Regions from separate parts of the Homo sapiens genome. Here all the other regions are linked to region 3. A link is an interaction called in ENCODE POLR2A ChIA-PET data of the cell type or tissue named here. Cell type or tissue: PC-9. All regions are shown on one strand. Each heading gives the region's core, and the rest is flanking DNA. Links, peaks and the distances in the headings are about the cores only.

Region 1 (7,985 bases), core at 1,851-6,850, 1.0 Mb before region 3:
AATGCAATCCCATTCATCACAATTCACACACACACACACACACACACACACACACACACACACTGAGAATACAGCTAACCGGAGAGGTTAAAAGTCTCTACAAGAAGAACTACAAAAAACTGTTCAAAGAAATCAGAGATGACACAAACAAATGAAAAAACATTCCATGCTCATGGATAGGAAGAATCAATATTGTTAAAATGGCCATACTGCCCAAAGCAATTTATAGATTCAATGCTACTCCTAATAAACTACCAATTACATTCTTCACTGAACTAGAAAAAACTATTTTAAAATTCATATGGAACCAAAAAAAGAGCCCGAATAGCCAAGGCAATCCTAAGCAAAGAGAACAAAGGTGGAGGCATCAAGCTACCCAACTTCAAACTACACTACAAGGCTAAAGTAACCAAAACAGCATGGTACTGGTCCAAAAGCAGAACACATAGACCAATGGAACAGAATAGAGAACCCAGAAATAAGGCTTCATACCTTCAACTATCTGATCTTCTACAAAGCTGACAAAAACAAGCAATAGGAAAAGGATTCCCCAGGCTGGGATAACTGGCTAGCCATATGCAGAAGATTGAAACTGGACCCCTTCCTTACAACATATATAAAAATTAACTCAAGATGGATTAAAGCCTTAAATGTAAAACCCAAAACTATAAAAACCCTGGAAGACAACCATTTTGGAATGGAAGGCAATACCATTTTGGACACAGGAATGGGCAAAGATTTCATGATGAAGACACAAACAGCAATTGCAACAAAAGCAAAAATTGACAAATGGGATCTAATTAAACTAAAGAGCTTCTGCACAGAAGAAAAAAAAACCTGTTAACAGAATGAACAGACAAACTACAGAATGGGAGAAAATTTTTGCAAACTGTGCATCTGAAGAAAGTCTAATATCCAGCATCTTTAAGGAACTTAAACAAATTTACACACACACAAAACAAACAACCCCATTAAAAAGTGGGCAAATGGCCAGGCATGGTGGCTCACACCTTAATCCCAGCACTTTGAGAGGCCAAAGTGAGTGGATCATCTGAGGTCAGGAGGTTGAAACCAGCCTGGCCAACATGGTAAAACTTAGTCTCTACTAAAAATACAAAACTTATCCAGGCATGGTGGCATGCACCTGTAATCCCAGCTACTTGAGAGGCTGAGGCAGGAGAATCGCTTGGACCTGGGAGGTGGAGACTGCAGTGACCAAGATTGTGCCACTGCACTCCAGCCTGGGCAACAGAGTGAAACTCCACCTCAAGAAAAAAAAGTGGGCAAAGCACATGAACAAACACTTTTCAAAAGAAGACATACATGTGGCCAAAGAATCATGAAAAAATGCTCTATATCACCTATCATTAGAAAAATGCAATCCAAAATCACAATGAGATACTATCTTATACCAGTCAGAATGACCATTATTAAAAAGTTAAAAAATAGCAGATGCTGGCAAGGTTGCAGAGAAAAAGAAATGCATATACATTGTTGGTGGGAGTGTAAATTAGTTCAACCATTGTGGAAGACAGTGTGGCAATTCCTCAAAGACCTAAAGACCATTCAACCCAGCAAGCCTATTAATGAGTATGTACCCAAAGGAATATAAATCATTCTACCATAAAGAAACATGCATGTGTATGTTCATTGCAGCACTATTCATAATAGCAAATACATGGAATCAATCTAAATGCCCATTGATGGGAGACTGGATAAAGAAAGTGTGGTACATATACATGATGGAATACTATGCAGTCATAAGAAAGAACAAGATCATGTCCTTTGCAGGAACATGGATAGAGCTGGAGGTCATTATCCTTAGCAAACTAACGCAGGAACAAAACCAACACTGCTTGTTCTCACTTATAAGTGGGAGCTAAACGATGAGAACACATGGACACATAGAGGGAAAAAACACACACTGGGGCCTACTTGAGGGTGAAGGGTGAGAGGAAGCAGAGGATCAGGAAAAATAACTAATGGGTGCTAGCTTAACACCTGGGTGAGAAAATAATCTGTACAGCAAACCCCCAAGTTTACCTATATAACGAACATGCACATGTACCCCATAACTTAAAACAAAAGTTAAATTTAAAAAAAAAGAATACAAGGTTGGTTTAAAATTGGAAAATGCACCAATATAATTTACCACATTAATAGAAATAAAAGAGAAAAATTGTACAGTTATGTTGATAGATGCAGAAAGAAGACCTCTGAAAAAATTCGGTGGTGTCAGAGTTCAGGACGTGGGCTATTTTAATAAGTGGTTAGTGGCATCTCATTATTGCTTTAAATTGCATTTTCCTGATATGATGTGAAACATCTTTTCATATGCTTCATATTCTTATCTGCCATCACTATCTCTTCTTTGGTAAGATATCTGTTAAGGTCTTTAGGTCTTTTGCCCCCCCGCCCTTTTTTTTTTTTTTTTTTGAGACAGGCTCTCACTCTGTCACCCAGGATGGAGTGCAGTGGTGTGATCATGGCTCAATGCAGCCTGAACTTCCCGGTCTCAGGCAATTCTCAGCCTCCTGAGTAGCTGGGAGTACTGGCGCATGCCATCATGCCCAGCTAATTTTTGTATTTTACGTAGAGATGAGGTTTCACCATGTTGCCCAGACTGGTCTCGAACTCCTGCGCTCAAGCAATACACCCACCTTGACCTCCCAAAGTGCTCCGATTACAGGTGTGAGCCACCACGCCCAGCTGGCCTGTTTTCTAATTGGGTTGTTTGCTTTCTGAGTTTTAACAGTTCTTTTTATATTTTATCTAACAGTCTTTTATGAGATGTGTCTTTTACAAGTATTTTCTCTTGGTCTATGGCTTGTTCTTATTCTCTTGACACCGTCTTTCACATAGAAGTTTTAAATTTTAATAAAGTCCAGCTTATCAATTATTTCTTTCATGGATCATACCTTTGGTGTTATATCTAAAAAGTCATCACCATTCCCAAAACCACCTAGGTTTTTCTCCTGTATTATCTTCTAAGAGTTTTATAGTTTTACATTTCTACATTTAGGTCCATGATCTATTTTAGTTTTTACAAAGAGTGTAAGGTCTGTGTCTACATTCTTTTTTTTTTTTAATACAGGGTCTCACTTTGTCACCCAGGCTGGAGTGCAGTGGTGCAATCATGACTCATTGCAGCCTTGACCTCCCAGGCTCAAGTGATCCTTCCACCTCAGTCCCCCAAATAATTGGGTCTACAAGCGCACACCACCAAGCCTGGCTAATTTATATATTTTTTGTAGAGATTGGGGCTTACCATTTTGCCCAGGTTGGTTCTTGAACTCCTAAGCTCAAGCAATCCTCCTGCCTCAGCCTCCCAAAGTCCTGGGATTATAGGCATGAGCCACTGCACTTGGCTTAGATTCTTTTTTTTTTTTTTAATGTATGGATATCTAGTAGTTCCAGCACCATTTGTTGAAAAGACTATCTTTGCTCCATTTTATTGTCTTTGCTTCATCAAAGATCAGTTGACTATATTTATGTGGTTCTATTTCCTTTTGTTTGTTTGTTTGAGATGGAGTCTCGCATGGTTGCCCGGGCTGGAGTGCAGTGGCATGATCTTGGCTCACTGCAACCTCTGCCTCCCTGGTTCAAGCAATTCTCCTGTATTAGCCTCCCAAGTAGCTGGGATTACAGGCACCCACCACCACGCCCAGTCAATTTTTTGTATTTTTAGTAGAGACAGAGTTTCACTATGTTGCCCAGGCTGGTCTCAAACTCCTGACCTCGTGATCCACCTGCATTGGCCTCCCAAAGTGCTGGGATTACAGGTGTGAGCCACCATGCCCAGCCTATGTGGTTCTATTTCTAAGATCACTACTCTGTCCCATCAATCTATTTATCTATACTTTCACAAATACCATATTGTCACGATTACTGTAGTTTCATAGTAAGTCAAAGTCAGGTAATGTCAGCCTTCCAATTTTGTTCTTCTTCAATATTGTGTTGTTTATTCTGGGTCTCTGGCCTGTCCATTGTAATTTTAGAGTCAGTTTGTGGACTGATATACACTAAATAGTTTGCTGGATTTTTTGCTAAGATTGCAATTGCTTTGAGTCTATAGATCAAGTTGGAAAGAATAGACATCTTGACAATATTGAGTCTTCCTATACATGAACATGGAATATCTCTCCATTTATTTAATTCTTCTTTGATATCTTTAATCAGAATCTTGTAGTTTTCCTCATATTCCTCATATGTTTTGTTAGATTTATACCTAAGTATTTCATTTGGGGAGGAACTAATGTAAATGGTATTGTGTTTTTAATTTCAAGTTCCACTTGTTCATTACTTGCATATAGAAAAGTGATTGACTTTTGTGTATTAACCTTGTATCATGCAATCTTGCTACAATCTATTTTTAGTTCCTAGAGGGTTTTTTGTCAATTCTTTCATATTTTCTAAATAGACAGTCATGTCATCTGTGGAGAAAGTTTAATTCTTCCTTCCCAATCTGTATACCTTTTATTTTCTTTTCTTGTTTTATAGCTAGGGCTTCAGTATGATGTTTGAAAAGCTGTCTGGTTATTTTTAATTAATAAAATAGAAAAAAATAGAAAGTCTCTTTTTTTTTTTTTTTGAGACAGAGTCTTGCTCTGTCACCCTGGCTAGAGTGCAGTGAGCTGAGATCGTGCCACTGCACTCCAGCCTGGGCGACAGAGCGAGACTCTGTCAAAAACAAACAAACAAACAAAAAACAGCTCTCAACTTTTTTTTTTAACCAGAAGTGCTGCAATATATTTTCTTTTTAATCCCAAAACACTATTACTGCCATCTGTGACACTAAACAAGCCTCCCTCCCCACCAGCTCATATAAACTTACAAGATAAAAATCAACTTTATATTTAGTCTGTGTAAACTATAATTAGGAAGAGTGAAATGTTTCAAGGTGAGTTTATATATTTCTGAACTAATTATAAATAATTTGTATTGCCTTCTCTCTTTTTTTTAATTATTTGAATCATAGTGTCCCTACATCAGGGCAAATGACTGAGAGAAGGCAGTTGCATATTAGTGATAGCACCAATGGCTCGACTATCAAAGACAGGCTATTTGAGTTGAATACTCTGTTTGTGAATCCCCTGGAGAAAGAGGTCCTCAGAAGTGAGGCCTTAGCAAGAATGAACGAAGTGGAGCATAATGAGGGAGGCTTTGTAGTAGAGTCTAATGAATAACTCCTTGACATTCTCTGATCTCTGACATGACAGGCATATGGTGTTTATCAATAAATAAAAAGGATATAATTACGCTGAGGCTGAAGCATTCAGGGATTGGTAACATTTGGTAAGCTGGCAAGCTGTCTGCCCCACTCTTTATCCTAACAGGTGGAATAAAATAAAACGTCTCCATAAAAATCTATTTATAGTACATGATAGTCTTTGGTTGTCTTTAGTTTCCCCAAAGAAGGAGTAGGTCATGCTCTAATTTGCATCCATGGATGTATGTTAGTGTATTATCTAAATGACACTTCAATGTAATCACAAACAGCCCTTAGAACTTTCAATGCACAGATTCTTTTTTAAAATTTCAACTCTTATTTTAGATTCAGGGGATACGTGTGCAGGTGCGTCACATGGGAACACGATATAACACTGAGGTTTGGGGTACTGATGATCCCGTCACCCAGGCAGTGAGCACAGTACCCAAAAGGCAATCCCTCAACCCTCACCCCACTCTTTCCCACCCGCCTCCAGCAGTCGCCAGTGTCCATCGTTCCCATCTTTATGTGCACGTATACTTAATGTTTAGCTCCCACTTAGAAGTGAGAACATGCAGTATTTGGTTTTCTGTTCCTGCATTCATTCGCTTAAGATAATGTCCTCCAGCTGCATCCATGTTGCTGCAAAGGATGTAATTTCATTCGTTTTTATGGCTGCATAGTATTCCATGGTGTATATGTACCACATTTCCTTTATCCAGTCCACTGTTGATGGGCACCTAGGTTGATTCCATGTCTTTGCTATTGCAATACACAGCTTCTTTAAAATATCTCCAGACAGAAGGTTGACATGTTTCATAAGACTAATAATTACATGGTGTCTGACAAAACTAGTACATTGTTTTTGGTTTTGTGTACTCTACAAAAATGTTAATAATAGGCACAGCTTTGTGTTCTTCAACCTGTGGCAGAAGGTGAGAGACACATTGACAAGGAAACTCCAGTGGGAAAGGTAGACAGGACAGGCTTTCTGTCTGCTTCTTTTCTACATGTAGGCTGTGTTTATATAACAGCAAACATTCTGTCAGAAAACAAATGGTTCAACTCAATAAATCACACCAAATGAACCTTTAACTTATTTGTAATCCACAAATTTGCCACAGCTTCTTAGAAAGAAGCCATTGCAACGGTGCCATGCATAAAGCACTTGCTTGGATAGAATCCTTGACATCACCCTTAAATCCTTTCTTTCTCTCACACTCCATTTTTAACCTTTAGGAAATCCTATTGGTTCAAGCTTCAATATACTCCCAAATCTCACCACTCCACATGACTTCTACTGCCACTACCATAGCCTGAGCCCCATCACCTCTCCCTTTGAGAGCTGTGAAAACTTTCTAATGGTCTCTCTGCTTCTATACTTTTATGTATTCCACACAGCAGGTAGAGAGATTCTTTTAAAAAAGACAGCTCAGGTGAGGTCACACCTCTGCTCAAAATCCTGCAATGGCTCCAAAGTCCTTAAAATGGCTCTCCAGGCCCTTGGATCTGGCTTCCCATGTTCTCTCCTCCCACTCTCCCTCTCTTACTCTCCCTCACTTTTCTCAAGTCAACTGATCCCCTTGCTGTTCTTCAAATATTCTAGACACTGTCCCTCAGCCTGGAATATTCTTCCACTGAATTCTGGAGGGATGTGTCATGTGTGTGTGTGTATGTGTGTGTGTGTTTTTTCCAATCTCACCTTCTAATGAGGCTTATGTCTCCACTTACCTATTTAAAATGAGAACCTGTCCTCCACAAATGCACACATCCAGGTTAAGGGATCCTACTTTTTTCTTTCACTCTAAAACATTTATCTTCTAACATACTATATAGTTTACTTATTAACTATGTTTATTGTCTTGTCCAACTCTCTCCTGTAAAATATAAGCTCTGTAAGAGCATGAAACTTCTGTTCACTGAAGTACCCTAAGTACCTAGGTTAGGGTTGACAGATAAAATGAAGTGCACCCAGCAAAATCTGAATTTCAGATAAACAATGAATACTTCATTTTAGAATAAGTATGGCCTATACCATCATTGGTTTATTTATTGTTATCTGAAATTCAAATTTACCTGGGAATACTATTTTTTTTTTTTTTTTTTGCTAAATCTGGCAACTCTAATCTAGAATAATGCCTGGGATCATCATCACAAGAAATATTATATGTGGTCTACTTTTTAAATTAAAATAAATTGGTTTTGTTTAAAAAAAAACTCTAGGAATATATTTAACCAATGAGGTGAAAGATCTCTACAAGGAAAACCACAAAACACTGATGAAAGAAATTGTAGATGACACAAACAAATGGAAAAACATCCTATGCTCGTGGATCAGAAGAAATAATATCATTAAAATGACCATACTGTTCAAAGCAATTTACAGATTCAATGTAATTCCTATCAAAATTTCACATTGTTTTTCACATAATTAGGGGGAAAATCCTAAAATTCATATAGAACCAAAAAAGAGTCAAAATAGTTAAAGCAAGCCTAAGCAAAAAGAACAAAGCTGAAGGTATCACATTACCTGAGTTCAAATTATACTACAAGGCTACAGTAACCAAAACAGCCTGATACTGATATAAAAATAGACACATAGATCGACGGAACAGAATAGAGAACCCAGAAATAAAGCCACATATTTACAGCCAACTGATCTTTGACAAAGTCAACAAGAACATACACTGGGGAAAGGACACCCTATTCAATAAATGGTCCCAGGAAAATTGAATTTGTCACACGCAGAGGAATGACACTGGACCCCATCTCTCAC
Region 2 (7,985 bases), core at 1,851-6,850, 400 kb before region 3:
AGAAGAGGCCAGAAGCCCAACTGTCAGGTGTAGAGGGAGAAAACTTACCAGCGTATTTTGTAGTGTTAGATTCATCCATGGACCAAAAGCAATAATCAAAGGCAAATACCTGAATGAAAGAACAAAATATTAAACTTAAAGATTAATTAACTTCTTATGAGTAAATCAGACTAAAATAAATCACAGGTGAAGATGAGAAGGATGGCCACTACTGTCTGACTGAAAAAAATCACTATAGGTTTGGTGCTTTTGTTAACCATAAAATTTCTTATTTTCCTCTTTTTTGGGGGACAGGGTCATCCAGGCTGGAGTGCAGTTGAACTATCACAGCTCACTGAAGCCTCAAACTCCTGGGCTCAAGGGATCCTCCTGCTTCAGCCTCCTGAGTAGCTAGGACCACCAGTGCATGCCACCATATCGAGCAATTAAAAAAAAAATTGTTGCAGACAGGAGGTCTTGCCCTATTGCTCAGGCTGGTCTCGAACTCCTGGCCTCAAGTAATCCTCTCTCTTCTGCCTCCCAAAATGTACTGGGATTATAGGTGTGAGCCATCGCGCCTGGCCCTATGATATTTCTTTTAGACTAAATATATGGTTAGCTTTCTGTATTAGAATAAGTTGTATATGAAAATTACTATTTATCTAGAATTCAAATAACCAGACATTTTAACGAGATATTTTTTTCCACAATACATCTGATGAGAAAACACAAAAAACAAAAACAATATCTTCTCTCGCAAGTCCATGGTTTCAGCAACCATGGAACCTTCCAGGTCGATCTCCCTCAGCTTCTCAATACTCAACTTTCATATAAAGCAGTTCCTTCTCCTAGCTTTCCATGATATCATCTGTAGCATACTGAAGTTCAAAACTCTCCATATTCCCATCCTGCACTCCTTTCCCCTTCTGTCTCTGCAGGCAATCTCCAGCAAAGCATGTTTTTGTTTTTGTTTTTGTTTTTTGGTGGTGGTGGGGGGGGTTCTTACTGTATTTTTAATATACAATTCCTCGAAAAGTAAAGATGTGAAGCAACTTTACATGTTTAGCAATTTTACATGTTTAGTATTTGGCATGTCTTTTACATGTAAAAGTATCTCTTCATATTTTTTAAATTTTAATTTTTTTTGAGTTGGAGTCTCGCTTTGTTGCCCAGGCTGGAGTGCAGTGGTGCGATCTCGGCTCACCGCAACCTCTGCCTCCCGGGCTCAAGTAATTCTCCTGCCTTCAGCCTCCTGGGTAGCTGGGACTACAGGTGCTCGCCACCATGCCTGGCTAATTTCATGTTTTATCTTTTTTTATTTTTCTATAAGTTATTGGGGTACAGGTGGTATTTGGTTACATGAGTTAGTTCTTTAGTGGTGATTTGTGAGATTTTGGTGCACCCATCACCTGAGCAGTGTACACTGCATCATATTTGTAGTCTTTTATCCCTCGCCCCTCTCCCACTCTTCCCCTCAAATCCCCAAACTCCCCTGTATCATTCTTATGCCTTTCTGTCCTCATAGCTTAGCTCCCACATATCAGTGAGGACATACAACGTTTGGTTTTCCATTCCTGAATTACTTCATTTAGAACAATAGTCTCCAATCTCATGCAGGTCGCTGCAAATGCCGTTAATTCATTCCTTTTTATGGCTAAGTAGTATTCCACCACACACACACACACGCACACGCACGCACACACACACACACACACACAGCATGGTTCCTTTATCCACTTGTTGACTGATGGACATTTGGGTTGGTTCCACGATTTTGCGATTGTGAACTGTGCCACTATAAACATGCATGTGCAAGTATCTTTTTCGTATAATGACTTATTTTCCTCTGGATAGATACCCAGGAGTGGGATTGTTGGATCAGATGGTAGTTCTACTTTTAGTTCTTTAAGGAATCTCCACACTGTTTTCCATAGTGGTTGTACTAGTTTACATTTCCACTAGCAATGTAAAAGTGTTCCCTGTTGACCGCATCCACACCAACATCTACTGGTATGAAATCATTAATTCACTTTTACATGAATTAACTTTCTGTATAGCTACTGAATGCCTACTATATACCGGGAATGGCTGGTGCTTCTTGGTGCTTCCCCTGTAAGGACTCCCATCAAACTGCTGTTTTTTCTTTTCCTTTTTTTTTTTTTTTTGAGACAGAGTCTCACTCTGTCACCCAGGCTGCAGTGCAGTGGCATGATCTCAGCTCACTGCAGCCTCTGCCTCCTGGGTTCAAGCAATTCTCCTGCCTCAGCCTCCCAAGTAGCTGGGACTACAGGCACGCACCACTATGCCCAGCTAATTTTTGTATTTTTAGTAGAGACGAGGTCTCACCATGTTGGCCAGGGTGGACTCAAACTCCTGACCTCAAATGATCTGCCTGCCTCAGCCTCCCAAAGTGCTGAGATTACAGGCGTGAGCCACCATGCCTGGCCCTAACTGCTGTTTTTCATGCCCATTACCACCACTTGTGTTCCAGCTGTTATTATCAAATGTGTAGAGCAATGTTCCCCAAAGTGTGTTCTAAGGAACCAGAGTTTCATGAGCTACTCCATGAAAAAAGACCAAATCATGTTGGAAGTGGTGCACGTTTTATCCTATTTGAGATTCTCAATGAAATTCTCAATATTAAAGGCTCTAAAAAGTCTTCCAGAGACTTTTCAGAAATGAAGTCCAGGAAAGAAGCCTATTTGATTGTTTAACATTTTATTTCCCCAATTCATTTTGGTGAGGAGACCCTTTTTGGACTAACACTTATTAACATGCCTTGGAACTACTACTTCTCAGCATATCCCTTAGCAAATGCAGCCCAGGTGACTCAGCAGCTACCTTCCTGGGCTCACTGCTATTGCCCTTTATCTCTTGCAGTCCAAACAGCAAATTACAAACCTCCCATGGGCAGGATCCTTTAATGCTTAATCACTTCCAAGAGATCTTAAGCACTGAGCATACAGAACCCATGCTCTTTGGCCTGGCATTTGAGACTAGCCACAATAGGCCCTCCCAGCCTATTAACCCCAAATTCCTCATGCTCCAGTGGAACTTGTCCTTACCTCAGAATTACTAAGTATAATTTCATCTCTGTCCTTGTTCTCTCCTTCATTTCCACCCTTCAAAATACGTCATACCCCTTAAGGCCCAGTTCGATACATTTTTCCTCCCAGAAGCATTCTTGGTTAAATCCAAAGGAATCATCTTTTCTTTCTCTGAAACCTTACAACACTGTTTAGTCCTTTTTTATGGCTCCTATCTCAATTATTTTATTTTTCATTTATCATGTATATGATCTGTGTGTGTGAGACAGCATTCATTCATTCATTCATTCATTCATTCATTCAGAGACAGGGTCTCCCTCTGTTGCCCAGACTGGAGTGCACTGGCACTATCATGGCTCACTGCAGCCTCAATCAGCTCAATTGATCCTACCTCCTCAGCCTCCTGAGTAGCTGGGACTACAGGCACATGCCACCATGCCCAACTAATTTTTGTGTTTTTTGTAGAGATGGGACTTCGCCATGTTGCCCAGACTGGTATCAAACTCTTGGGTTCAAGCAATCCTCCCACCTTGGCTTCCCAAAGTGCTGGGATTACAGGCATGAGCCACTGTGCCCGGCCTGTATATATGTTTCATCTCCACTTGTAGACTAAGTTCCCTGAAAGCAGGATCCATATCGAATTCATCTTTGAAGCCTGCAATGTTTATAGTAGTCACTTTATAATTACTTATTGATGTACTTAATGGCATTAAGATCTCGCAGGGAAACAGGCATTTTTTTACATTATAAAAGACTAGTAAGTTATACGCAATGTTCTCTCTCTCTTGCCAAAAAAAAAAAAAAAAAAAGACTAAGTTATGTTCTGAATAGTTTCAGCACTATATATACTTTATTTTAATGTTTTTAAAACTGATTTAGGTATATATGATGTACTCAACTTACATCATCAACCCGAGATCCAAATTCAATTTTGTTACTTAAACAAACATTCACTCTGGTTTTATAATAACCAAGTTTCAAATGAACAGTTATGAAACAATAGTTTCAGCCAAGAGAATGTGGAATATTTACTGCATTCAAGGGCTCTTCCAATGACTCTAGAGACCGACCACACAGGCGTAATCCAGTTAATCTTCCTGCCTCTGGGTAGGACTGAACTTCAACACTTCTAAGAGATGATGATCTATCTTGTTTTTAAACATCTCCAGAAAAGGAGATTCCACAAACTCCCTTTAATGGCATCTTATAATACTTAACTTTTATTTCCAGGACATTTCCCTTTTCTTTTGACCTAAGTCAACTCTCCTTACTTTAAACAGCCAATAGAGGCTATTTTCCTTTCTTTTCTTTTCTTTTTGTTTTTTTTGAAGTATCTTTACCGCTCTCCTTCTTATATCCCGGGCACTGTGCCCAAGCTTGATCCATGGTGAATTTCAGTGACATGCGTCATCCTAAATATTAAGAAAAAAAAAATCCTCCCACCAAGAACCTTTGGTTTTCAACCTCATTCTGTGCTGCTTTCAATAACTTCTGGTTTCTGCACTAAAAAAATTTGCAGTCAGTATTTACTGAGCATGACTACAAATCAGGCCTAGTAGTAGCCATCTAATTCATTAATTCACTTATCCATTCACAAATATTTATTGAGTACCTATTGTGTGCTAAGCGCTAGAATTATAGCAGTCAAAAAACATGCAAAGACTCGTGGAGCTCATGAGTATCCTATTACTTGCATTATCTGTAGTAATACTTATATTATTCATGTCCCTTATGAAGCTCCCAGTGAGGTGAAGGGAGAGAAGCAATATGCAAGCAACCAATAAACACATATGACGCCAGGAGGTAATCAGTGACACAAAAATGTAACAGCAAGGGGGCACTGGAAAAAACTGGAGCAGGTCCTATGAAAGCCTGTGGAAAAGCATGACAGCCAGATGGAATAGCAGGTGCAAAGGCACTGGGGCAGAGAGTGCCTGTGTGTTCAAGGACTGTGTTTTGAACACAGTTATTGTTATATATAGTGGAATAATCATTTATTCACTTCTTCAGTTATTGCTATATGTAGTGGAATAATAATTTATTTTCTACATGTTAATTTTTCATGCCTACCTCTAACTTTTTTTTTTTTTTTCATTTTTGTTTTCTTTATAGAGACAGGGTCATGTTGTGTTGCCAAGGCTGGTCTTAACTTCTGGGATCAAGCGATCCTCCTGTCTTGGCTTCCCAAAGTGTGGTATTACAGGCATGAGCCACTGCATCCAGGTCAAACTTAATTTAACAATTTGCTATTCTTCAAATAAAGTTAGAAAGCTAGACATTTACATTCATAGTAATGCTACTTAAAATAAAAGAGATCTACCCCAAATTTTGAGGGTCTACCTGTCAGTAAGAATTATTCCAAAGTCTGTGAAAACTTCTAACAATCAAAGAGTTAATCATTTAAAGTTGTTTTTGCCAATAAAAGGGCACGAGACCATTTTCATTTTAAGCATTTGCCCCCTAGAATTCAGACAAATATTAAAACCCTGCAGATGAAAAGAGTCCTAACAATACTGATAGATACAACTGTTCTTTGCTTGCCAAAGAGCAGCACCCTTTGAACTGCATTATGTCTTGAATTTCAAAATCTCTGATCACAGGCATTTTAGAATGGTGATACCTCAAACCAGTCTTGGAGTATAGGTTGTTATTTTATTAAACATTTACTAGGAAGAAAGCTGAAGTCCAGAAATCTACATGATTTCCCTAAAACTCAAAGCAAGTGAATAGAAAAATTTTTGTTGTATTCTTTTCTCAGCTGGAAGTGATCTCCCAATCCCCTTTCCCTCCTATGAAATTTTACAGCAGTTTGTAGCTCCCTTGACACTGATTTACATACGGTCCTGTTTTATGCCTTGGTTCTTCTGTGTGGGTCTTACTTCCAAATCTAAATGGTGAGCTCCATGGCAGCAGGAACTATGTTCCATGCACCCCATAGTGCCTGTTTCAGTATTTCATACAGGGCAGGCACTGTATGTAATATTTTTTCAATTAATAAACATATTACCAGGGGAAGGAGTTGGAACACAGACAAGAGCATGGAGTGGATGTAAGAACTATTATGAGTAAGCAGAGGTTCAAGCTGCAGGATATATTTTTAGATGTTTCATTACTTTCACATGCATGGTTTGGGGGAACTTGATTCCTGCAATGGTCAAATAAGGATTCGGTCACTAGATGAGCACTGGGGTCCCCTTCAGCATCATTATTCCATGGTTCAGGTGGATAAACAAGCAAGGGCATATCATGCACAATTTGTAGTCTGCACAGAAATTAGAACATTTATTTGTTTGACTGTCACTAGAAAAATTATGGCCGTTACTAATGCAGTTTTAAAGATGTTTAAATTAATTCCTTTGTCATGTCCTTGACATTTCCCTTGCAATCTCTTGTTAGTTCCATAAACTATTTACAAACTATTACCCTTCCTTTCATGCCAAAATGTAATTATATGAATAACACAAGGTTTGTTACAAAAGGAGACATGCTTTTCTTAGGTCTTTACAGTAGTTTTGATTTTCCCATACAAAATACATTGACATTTCAAAAGGGAGAAAACCAATTTCTCAAGACTTATTCCTTGGAAACTGACTACTTTGTTTTTTTCTAATTTTTTAAAAACTTTATTTTAGAGAGAGGGTCTTGCTCTGTCACCTAGGCTGGAATGCAGTGGCATGGTCATAGCTCACTGCAGCCTCAACCTCCCAGCTCAAGCGATCCTCCCAAGAGTAGCTGGGACTACAGGCGCATGCCACCATGCCCAGCTAATTGTTATTTTTTGTAGAGATGGGGGCTCGCTGTGTTGCCCAAGCTAGTCTCGAATTCTCCTAGCCTCAAGTGATCTTCCTGCTTTGGCTTCCCAAAGTGCTGGGATTACAGTTATGAACCACCATGGCTGGCCAGAAACCGATGACTGAAGAAAAATAAAGTCTTATTTTTTGCAAACCCACCATATTATACTAGAAAAATGTTATTTAAGACTTCTAATTGGGCCAGGCTCAGTGGCTCACAGCTGTAATCCCAGCACTTTGGGAGGCCAAGGCGGGCGGATCACCTGAGGTCAGGAGTTCAAGAGCAGCCTGACCAACATGGTGAAACCCCATCTCTACTAAAGATACAAAAAATTAGCCAAGCGTGGAGGCACGCACCTGTAATCCCAGCTACTTGGGAGGCTGAGATAGGAGAATCATTTGAACCCAGGAGGCGGAGGTTGCAGTGAGCCAAGATCGCACCATTGCACTCCAGCCCAGGTGACAGGGCGAGACTCTGTCTCAAAAAAAAAAAAAAAAAAAAAAAGGTCTTGCTCTGTTGTCCAGGCCAGAGACTGCAGTGGGGCTTGAGGCAATCACAGTTCACTGTAACCTCAAACTCCTGGGCTCAAGCAGCCTCCCGAGTAGCTAGGACTACAGGCACATGCCACCATACTTGTCTAATTTTGCTGTTGTTGCAAAGATGGGGTCTTGCAACATTGCCCAAGTTAGTATCGAACTCCTGACCCCAAGCAATTCTCCCACCTCGACCTCCCAAAGTGCTGAGCCACTGTACCTGGCCCAGCAGACTTCTTAATGCATACAGCTGAGTAAAACAACAAAATGCCAACCAAGTATAAATTTTACATTTTATCAATAAGAGCCAACATTGTGAGAACATTTTTTTTGCAAAGGCATTCATAGCTTTTCAACGGAAAAAACAGCCAAAAGCATAGATGTTTTGTAGTCGTTTTTGAAATCTGAAAGCTATTGCCTTCACTGTTTTCAACAAAATTTGACTCCACCTTCTCAGAATCCCACTCCTTCCTCTTAGTTTGCAACTTATAAAACTCATACCAGGATTTAATTCCCTGCAGCTTGTGGTACATCTGCTCCACCTTTATCAGGCTCTTAAAAATGTTAGCTTTGCATTTTTGTGAACCACTGAACATCTAATAAAGTTACTAAAGCTGTTTTTAATAAGGCAAAT
Region 3 (7,985 bases), core at 1,335-6,334:
TGCATTTTCAAAACAATAAAACGTAAGGAGTTATTTTGGACAAATTAAAATGCCTGGCAGGAGATTCTCAAGAGTTCAACCTATACACGAATATCAAGTGTTAAATAATGCTGTGGTTAAGACAAAAAAGAGGACGGAGCCAGGGTATGAATATAAATGGTGCCCTACTTTGAACCTCATTGGGCAGATCAAAGATTTTTAAAAGGTTTTCTGAAGTTGCCCAGCGCCTAGAATTTCAAGGACCGCATTCGCTGCCTCCTTCCTAAAGAGGGTGCGTTTGTGGGGAAGGTGAGTGCGCGCGCGCGGAGGGAGGGCCGGCCGCGGAGAGGGGCCAAAACTCTTCGGAATCAGCAGCCAGAGAGGCTCTGAGGGCGCCCGCGGGGCGGAGGGGAGCGGGGCAGAGGGCCGCCGGGGCGAGGGCCGAGGAGGGGTCCGAGACGCGCCAAGGGGCTGGTAGCTAGGCGACCTGAATGTCTTCCATACCTGAACCCGCAGCCTGAAGAAGCTGATAGCGGACCCCGAGCGCGCGCGCGCCTTGGCGGGAGCCCTGCGCCTCCCGGGGTCTCCCTGCTCCTTACTTGGACCTCGGGCGCAAGGTAAGGAGGGGCACGGGGTGCAGCGTTCGCCCTCGAGCTGCCTGGAGCCTCTGCGAGGGGCCAGTTCGGCCTCCCCGAGGCTGTCACCGCCTCCCCTTCTGCTCCTTCCCTTTCTCCGTCCCCAGGTCCCCTCCGCGCAGAGCTGAAGCCGCGGCGGGCGGCCCACGGGGGATCAGACCCTCGGGCATCCGCGTTTCCCCTCCGCCGTCCGCCGGACCCCCACCTCTTCTCCAAGCTCCACTCCCGACTTTTCTTCCCCGCCCCCGGGAAGCTCTGGAAACCCGCACCCCCGGCTCTGAGGTCAGGGCTGGCAGGAGTAATCCACCCTTTCCAGGTGTGTGGCGCAAACACGGACGCAAAGATCTCCCCTAGGGTCTGTAACAATTTCCAGGCTGAAAGGTGATAACTCCTTCTCCTTCCATAACATACCTTCCCCCCGCCCCCACTTCCTTTACTATCCTAACTTTGGGAGGAATATTGATTCTTGATCAAAGTAAATGCACTGTCTTACCTTTGGTATCGGCACAGGCTGAGGTGGTTTTTTCCCCCCTTAACTATTATGATAAGTGTACAAGGTTTTCAGGGTGACTGCGGTGCTACAACTTTATAACAACTTAAAGCAAAAGCTCTTAGGCGCTGGGGAAAAAAGCTGGACCCCACTCTGAAATCTCGATTCAGAAATCTGGTGTGTGTGCGTGTGCGTGCCTGCATGCGTGTGTGTGTTCAGGCTTGAGTAGATTTAAAAAGCACCTCAGGTGATTGTGATGCCCGCCCCCGCAACATACCCCCAAGTATCTGTAAGGTCCGCAAAGAAGAGAGAGGGGCCACCCACTGTGGCTAAGCATCAGTTGAAACTATTAGTGTGAATTGAAAATAAAAACAGTGAAAGGGATGAAAGCCAGTTCCCCTCAAGTTGATTAATGTGATTGGTGCGGTATCATTGGATCTGAGAAGGTAATTTTTTTAAATTTCGTTTTTATTTTTTGAGACGGAGTTTCGCTCTGTCGCTCAGGCTGGAGTGCTGTGGCCCGATCTCGGCTCACTGCGACCTCCGCCTCCAGGGTTCAAGTGATTCTCCTGCCTCAGCCTCCCGAGTAGCTGGGATTACAGGTATACGCCACCATGCCTGGCTAATTTTTGTATTTTCAGTAGAGACAGGGTTTCACCATGTTGGCCAGGCTGGTCTCGAACCCCTGACCTCAAGTGATCCACCCGCTTCGGCCTCCCAAAGTTCTGGGATTACAGGAGTGAGCCATAGCGCCTTGTCCGAGACAGCAATTTTGGAAAGGGAGAGTTAACATTCATTTGAAACTCTGATATAACATTGGGGGAAATGCATACTTCTAGGAGACCTGGTTAAACAGCTTTTAAATATCAATTTTTAAAATATAAGAATTCCTTCACAAGTACCCTGACAATTAGAAGGGGCTGAGGCCCATTCTCCAGAGAATCAGAAAATCTTCCTTCACTGCTCCCTTGACTTTTTGTCGATGATGGAATGCAGCCCATTGACATTTTTACATTTTTCTTACTTTAAGGCTAAAGACTCAAATGGACTATTATCTCTAGGAACTAGAAGGAACAGTGATCATATTAATTAATTTAGATCCTGTTTTCACTCCTAATTATTTGAACCAAGTTCTTCTATCCTGAATTGATTAAGAGAGTCTGTAAATTATATCATATTTACAGAAATACTAAATGTTTCTCCATCTTGAACTTTGTCATCGATGCATGTCTGCTACTTTTCATATATTCATATATGTACCTGAACCATTATAAGTACTTATCCAACTATCAGAAGGTAACTACCAGGGAAAATAAAGATTTTTATTTTCTGTCTTTTGAAAAATTGAGGTGAAGGACCAATTTTTTAAAGTACCCTTAAGTAGTTATAACATTAAAGCTTACATTTCTTTTTATGAAACCAGATGCCTGTTATGAAATAGGGATGATATTCCATACCCGCTTTCAAGGATATTAAGGACAAGCAGGAGGCTGTCTGTAAAGCATTTTGAACTTTTAAGAAAAGAATCACTGTCTAGAGATTGAGCCAATGTGATTGTTTTCCTGGCAAACTTTTTCTCCTTTCTAAAATTAACTTTCCCCCAGGAAAAATAGTGCAGATGCGCATGATTCGGTCAACCAAGTCCAGAAAATACTGTCTGAATTTTAAAAGTGACCTTAATTCATCCCTATAGATCTAATGTTTGCAACCTATGCCACAAAATATGCAGAAATATTCATTGCTTGCTGACCTTTGCAAAGTGTTAGCTTAGTAAGGGTAGTCATGGACAGAGCACAATATAAAATTTATTGGTTTAGGCAAAACTATTAACATTATTTTCCTAAGGTTTTTGTGGACGTGTGTACACTGGTTCTGGGACTTCTATAAATATGTATATGTTGCATATGTTTTTAATAGGAACAAAAACCCACAATAATTTTTTATTTGTGGCAGAACACTGTAAGCATTAGGTTTTGATTACTTTTTGATGGAAATTTTAAAATGACAGAACTGAGAGCTTCAAGGAAATAATTTCATAAAGATCTATTTGGAACGAGAAGACCTTTTTTTAAAAAAAGATGTTTGAAGCCCAAAGTCTGTATGCTTAGCCTCCATAGAACGGTCCTTTGTGAGTGAGTAAGGGTGGTAGATCCAGTTTTGGCAACCTCAGACGATGGATGATTAGACTCTGCCACTCTTCTCCAGACCTTTAATTTGGTCTGTAACTTGATGCTTCACTGACCCTACGCTATCCCTGCCACGCTAACTCACAGAGGAATTGTTGGCACTCTGAATTGAATTTTTTTCCCCTCCCATCAGTTAGAACATGTTTGCATAGGTTGCAGAATGCAGTTACATTTTTAGCTCAGTATTCTAAGAAATAACTTTGGCCACGGAGAGCATAGCCTTAGTGCAGCCTACACTACAAATTGCCTTATTTCATTGAGCTATGATAACTTACCAATGATTCAGCTATGTAGAAGTAATAGCGTTATAGAGTATTAAAATTAGAAGGCACTTTAAAAGTCATCTAGATTTTAATCATTTCTTTCTACAGATGAATACCGAAGTGCTCATAAGTATAATCCAAACTGAGAATAGACATTGAATTTTATATTCTTTCCAATTCTTGTAGTAATGAGAATTTTGTTCATTTGAAATGAATTTATATATGAATTTAATAATGTAGCAGTGACAGCAAAGTGGTTGCAAATCTCAGCTAGATATTCAACAAAACTCAGAGTGTGGCATTAGGCTGGGAGCAGTGGCTCACAACTGTAATCCCAGCACTTCGGGAGGCTGAGGCGGGAGAATTGCTTGAGCCTGGGAGTTGGAGACAGCTTGGGAAAGATGGCAAGACCTGTGTCTACAATTAATTTTTTTTAAAATAAAAATTTAAAAAAAGCATGGCATTAAAGGCAATGTAGGTCATTTACAAAGGCAGTGAACTACTCTATAGCAGCATCCTAGGTTTTTCATTATATTGAATGGAACTACTTCAACTGACTGACACAAGAAAAGAGTAGTACACTAAGAGAGCTGAGTGTAGAGAGAGGAAGGAGTAAGGTCATGGGTGTGTGAAGAGCATGACTTAATAAATCAGCCAATCATTCAGGAATGGTTAGCTTTCACACCCTATCCCGGAGATTTTCATATGAACTAATGGAAACTATCACTGGAGGTTCTAGCTCTCAAAATTCTATTTCCTTTTCTTTTTTTTTTTTTTTTTTTTTTCCTGAGACAGGGTCTCGCTCTGTCACCCAGGCTGGAGTGCAGTGACGCCATCTAGGTTCACTGCAGCCTTGACCTCCTGGGCTCAAGCAATCCTTCTACTTCAGCCTCCTGAGTAGCTGGTACCACAAGTGTGCACCACCATGCCTGGCTATTTTTTTTTTTTTTTTTTGTAGAGACTGAGTTTTGCCATTTTGGCCGGGAGCAAACATATTCAGCCAGCCAAGTCCACACTGGTCCAGGCTCCCAGGCTGGTCTCAAAGCCCTGAGCTCAAGCAATTCACCTGCCTTGGCCTCCCAAAGTGCTGGGATGATAGGTGTGAGCCACTGTGTCCAGCCTCAAAATCTTATTAATTAAAGCTTCTCCTGGCAGTAGTAGTACTAGTTTTTTGTTGTTGTTCTTCTTCTTCTTTTCTTCTTCTTTCTCCTTCTTCTTCGTTCTTCTTCTTCCTACTTTTCTTCATCTTCCTTGTCTTCGTCCTCTCCCTCCTCTTCCTCCTCCTCTTCCTCTTCTTCCTCTTCCTCCTTCCTCCTTTCTTCTTCTTCTTTCTTCTTCTTTTTATTTAAGAGACAGTGTCTTGCTCTGTTACCCAGACTGGAGTGCAGTGGCACAATCATAGTTCACTGCAGCCTCGAACTCCTGGGCTCAGGCATTCCTCCGGCCTTGGCCTCCTGAAGTGCTGGGATTACAGGCACAACCCACCACACCTGGCCTGGAAGTCCTACTTCTTGATGCTTTTGTCTTTCAAGATCATCTGTCTTGAAGATCTACTCTCACTAGTTGTAAAATAATTTGTCCTCATATATAGGCACTGAAAGGATTGAATTCAATCTTGAGAGAACATTTAGAGAGATATTCTTGCTAGTACCACAATTTACTACCATTTATTGAGGTACTTTACCTACATTAAGAAAATATCTTTACGGACCTAAGAAGTAGCCATTATTATTCCCTTTATACAGATCTGTGATTCAGAGAAGGGAGCATCTTGATCAAGGTTGCATACCCTTCTAACATTCCACATTGCTTCCCTAATAGATACAAGCTGTGGAGTGAGTCTATAGATGATTATATACTCATTTTAAGATATCTGGCCAGGCGTGGTGGCTCACGCCTATAATCCCAGCACTTTGGGAGGTCAAGGTGGGTGGATCACGAGATCTCCTGATCATCCTGGCTAACATGGTGAAACCCAGTCTCTACTAAAAATACAAAAATTAGTCGGGTGTGGTGGCACGTGCCTGTAGTCCCCGCTACTCAGGAGGCTGAGGCAGGAGAATCGCTTGAACCTGGGAGGCTGAGGTTGCCGCGAGCCAAGATCGTACCACTGCACTCCAGCCTGGGCAACAAAGCAAGACTCCTTCTAAAAAAAAAAAAAAAAAAAAAAGATATCTGAGCTATTTCCTAATTCTGAAAAGACTTTGCAACTAGGGCAGAGATCTTGGTCTGTTATGTTTGGTGATATATCCCAAATGCCTAGAAAAGCACTTGACACATTTAGGAAATACTTGTGGAATAGAAATGTTTAGTTTGGTGTGATCCTTCCAGATGTTTTACTATGAATTTACATGCATATACACAAGCCTAGAAAATAATAGCAAAAAGGTGTGTTTTTATATCTCATACATGAACTTCAAGATAATTCAGGTGTTACCTCAAAATTTCCCTCAATCACAGCACTTAGTGCACTGTATTGTCATTGTCTAATTATTTGTCAGTCTCCCTCATTAGACTGTGAGCTCCTTGAGAGTAGGAAGCATGGTTTTTTTTTTTTTTCATCTCTGTATCCCCAGGGATAGCACATAGTAGGACATAATAAATGTTGAATGGTTAAAAAATAAAAAATGTGTTCCAAAGCAGAATGAATCCTTAATAATCAAGATGTCTTTAAACATACATTTAAAAAAATAATTTCATAAACTTTTGGTGATTTACAAGACATCTATAATATGATAAATTTGCACACTCTCCATTGCATTTTTTTTTTTTTTTTTTAAACAGAGTCTTGCTCTGTCACCCAGCTGTAGTGCAGTGGTGTGATCTCAGCTCACAGCAACCTCTACCTCCCAGGTTCAAGCCATTCTCCTGCCTCAGCCTCTGGAGTAGTTGGGACTACAGGCTCATACCACCACACCCGGCTAATTTTTGTATTTTTAGTAGAGATGGGGTTTTGCCATATTGGCCAGGGTGGTCTCAAACTCCTGACCTCAAGTGATCCGCCCACCTTGGCCTCCCAAAGTGCTGGAATTATAGACATGAGCCACTGCACTTTGCAGGTGATTCTTTACTGCACGATAACTTTTTATTCGAGGCTTTTTAGGAGTTCTGTCTTTTAGTGTCATCATCCTGCCAGAGCAGTTATAAATTAAAATGTGTACTACTTTATTAGAATTTACTTTATGTAAATTAAAATGTATACTACTTTATTAGAATTTACTTTATGTCTCCTTTATGTTATAATCAGGAGGTTGAATTGTTTTGTTTTTAAAGTATGTATGTATTTGGCTATATTTTCTATTTCACTTCAAGATATAAAAGGGGTAGCTCACAAAATATTTGTTTTAAAAATGAACATTAGTCTGGTAGGGTTCAAGAGTCATTGTTCTATACAAAATATTTATTAATCTGAGACAAATCTAACAATTTAGCAGTAGTACAAATTTTACCTTCAGTTCCATGAATTTTTATATATATATATATATATATATATATATATATATTTTTTTTTTTTTTTTTTTTTTTTTTTTTTTAGATGGAGTTTCATTCTTATTGCCCAGGCTGGAGTGCAATGGTACAGTCTCGGCTCACTGCAACCTCTGCCTCCCAGGTTCAAGCGATTCTCCTGCCTCAGACTCCCAAGTAGCCAGGATTACAGGTGCCATGCCTGGCTAATTTTTTTGTGTTTTTAGTAGAGTCAGGGTTTTACCATGTTGTCCAGGCTGGTCTTGAACTCCTGACCTCAGGTGATCAGCCCGCCTTGGCCTCCCAGAGTGCTGGGATTACAGGCTTGGCCAGAATTTATACATTTTAATCTGCTTCTTTTGGCCTTTGTTATTTATTATGCTTTGTTATTTATTATGGCCTATGTTATTTCTTACATGAAGAGGTGAACAATTGCCTCATTACAATGGAATCTTAACACTTCTACCCTAGGAGAAAGCCTTGCATCTGGAGAGGGCTCTCTTTCTCTTTCACTACCATTCTTCCAATGCATTTGTTTCCATATCCCGAAAGGCAAAGGCTATTCTCTGAATTAGGAGGTTCATAGAAAACCTTTGTAAACACTTTGAAAGGCTCTACTTTGGGCCTAGTACAGAAAGCAACTGGCCCTCAGCCATTCTCTTGGCAGGGGTCAGCTTCCTGGTCTGCAGCTTGGGAACGTTGACAGAATGTGTGCCCCTTCCCACCTTTGTCCCCTTTTTTGGAGAGTGCGTAATTAATGCCTCATGAAATCTTGCTTTAAATTTTCAAGCTAGCCAGGTATGGTGGCTCACACCTGTAATCCCGCCACTTAGGGAGGCAGAGGCGGGAGGATCGCTTGAGGCATGGAGTTTGAGACCAGCCTGGGCAACATAGCAAGACCTTGCTTTTCACACACACACACACACACACATACACACACACACACACACACACACGGAAAAAAAGT

The links. Peaks named below come from ENCODE experiments on the same cell type or tissue, not always from the same donor. Only the 100,000 strongest peaks of a DNase experiment are listed, where the experiment ranks them.
Region 1: POLR2A ChIA-PET joins it to region 3 with 5 read pairs; 2 of 35 experiments call an interaction of 5 or more read pairs at or near these places.
Region 2: POLR2A ChIA-PET joins it to region 3 with 5 read pairs; 2 of 35 experiments call an interaction of 5 or more read pairs at or near these places.

Annotation. Positions count from the first base shown.
Region 1 is chr6:17,245,099-17,253,083 of GRCh38, forward strand. No RefSeq gene overlaps it. Among named protein-coding and RNA genes, the nearest start is that of RBM24, 32 kb to the right of the region's middle. In PC-9, for the core only: no CTCF peak of the experiment used is centred there; no DNase peak of the experiment used is centred there.
Region 2 is chr6:17,873,329-17,881,313 of GRCh38, forward strand. It overlaps KIF13A (kinesin family member 13A), which reads right to left. Exons shown (of 39, transcript NM_022113.6): 4 at 49-109. Among named protein-coding and RNA genes, the nearest start is that of KIF13A, 110 kb to the right of the region's middle. In PC-9, for the core only: no CTCF peak of the experiment used is centred there; DNase peaks (open chromatin) are centred at 2,933, 4,063 and 4,473; H3K27ac peaks cover 4,318 bases.
Region 3 is chr6:18,276,944-18,284,928 of GRCh38, forward strand. No RefSeq gene overlaps it. Among named protein-coding and RNA genes, the nearest start is that of DEK, 16 kb to the left of the region's middle. In PC-9, for the core only: no CTCF peak of the experiment used is centred there; a DNase peak (open chromatin) is centred at 3,338.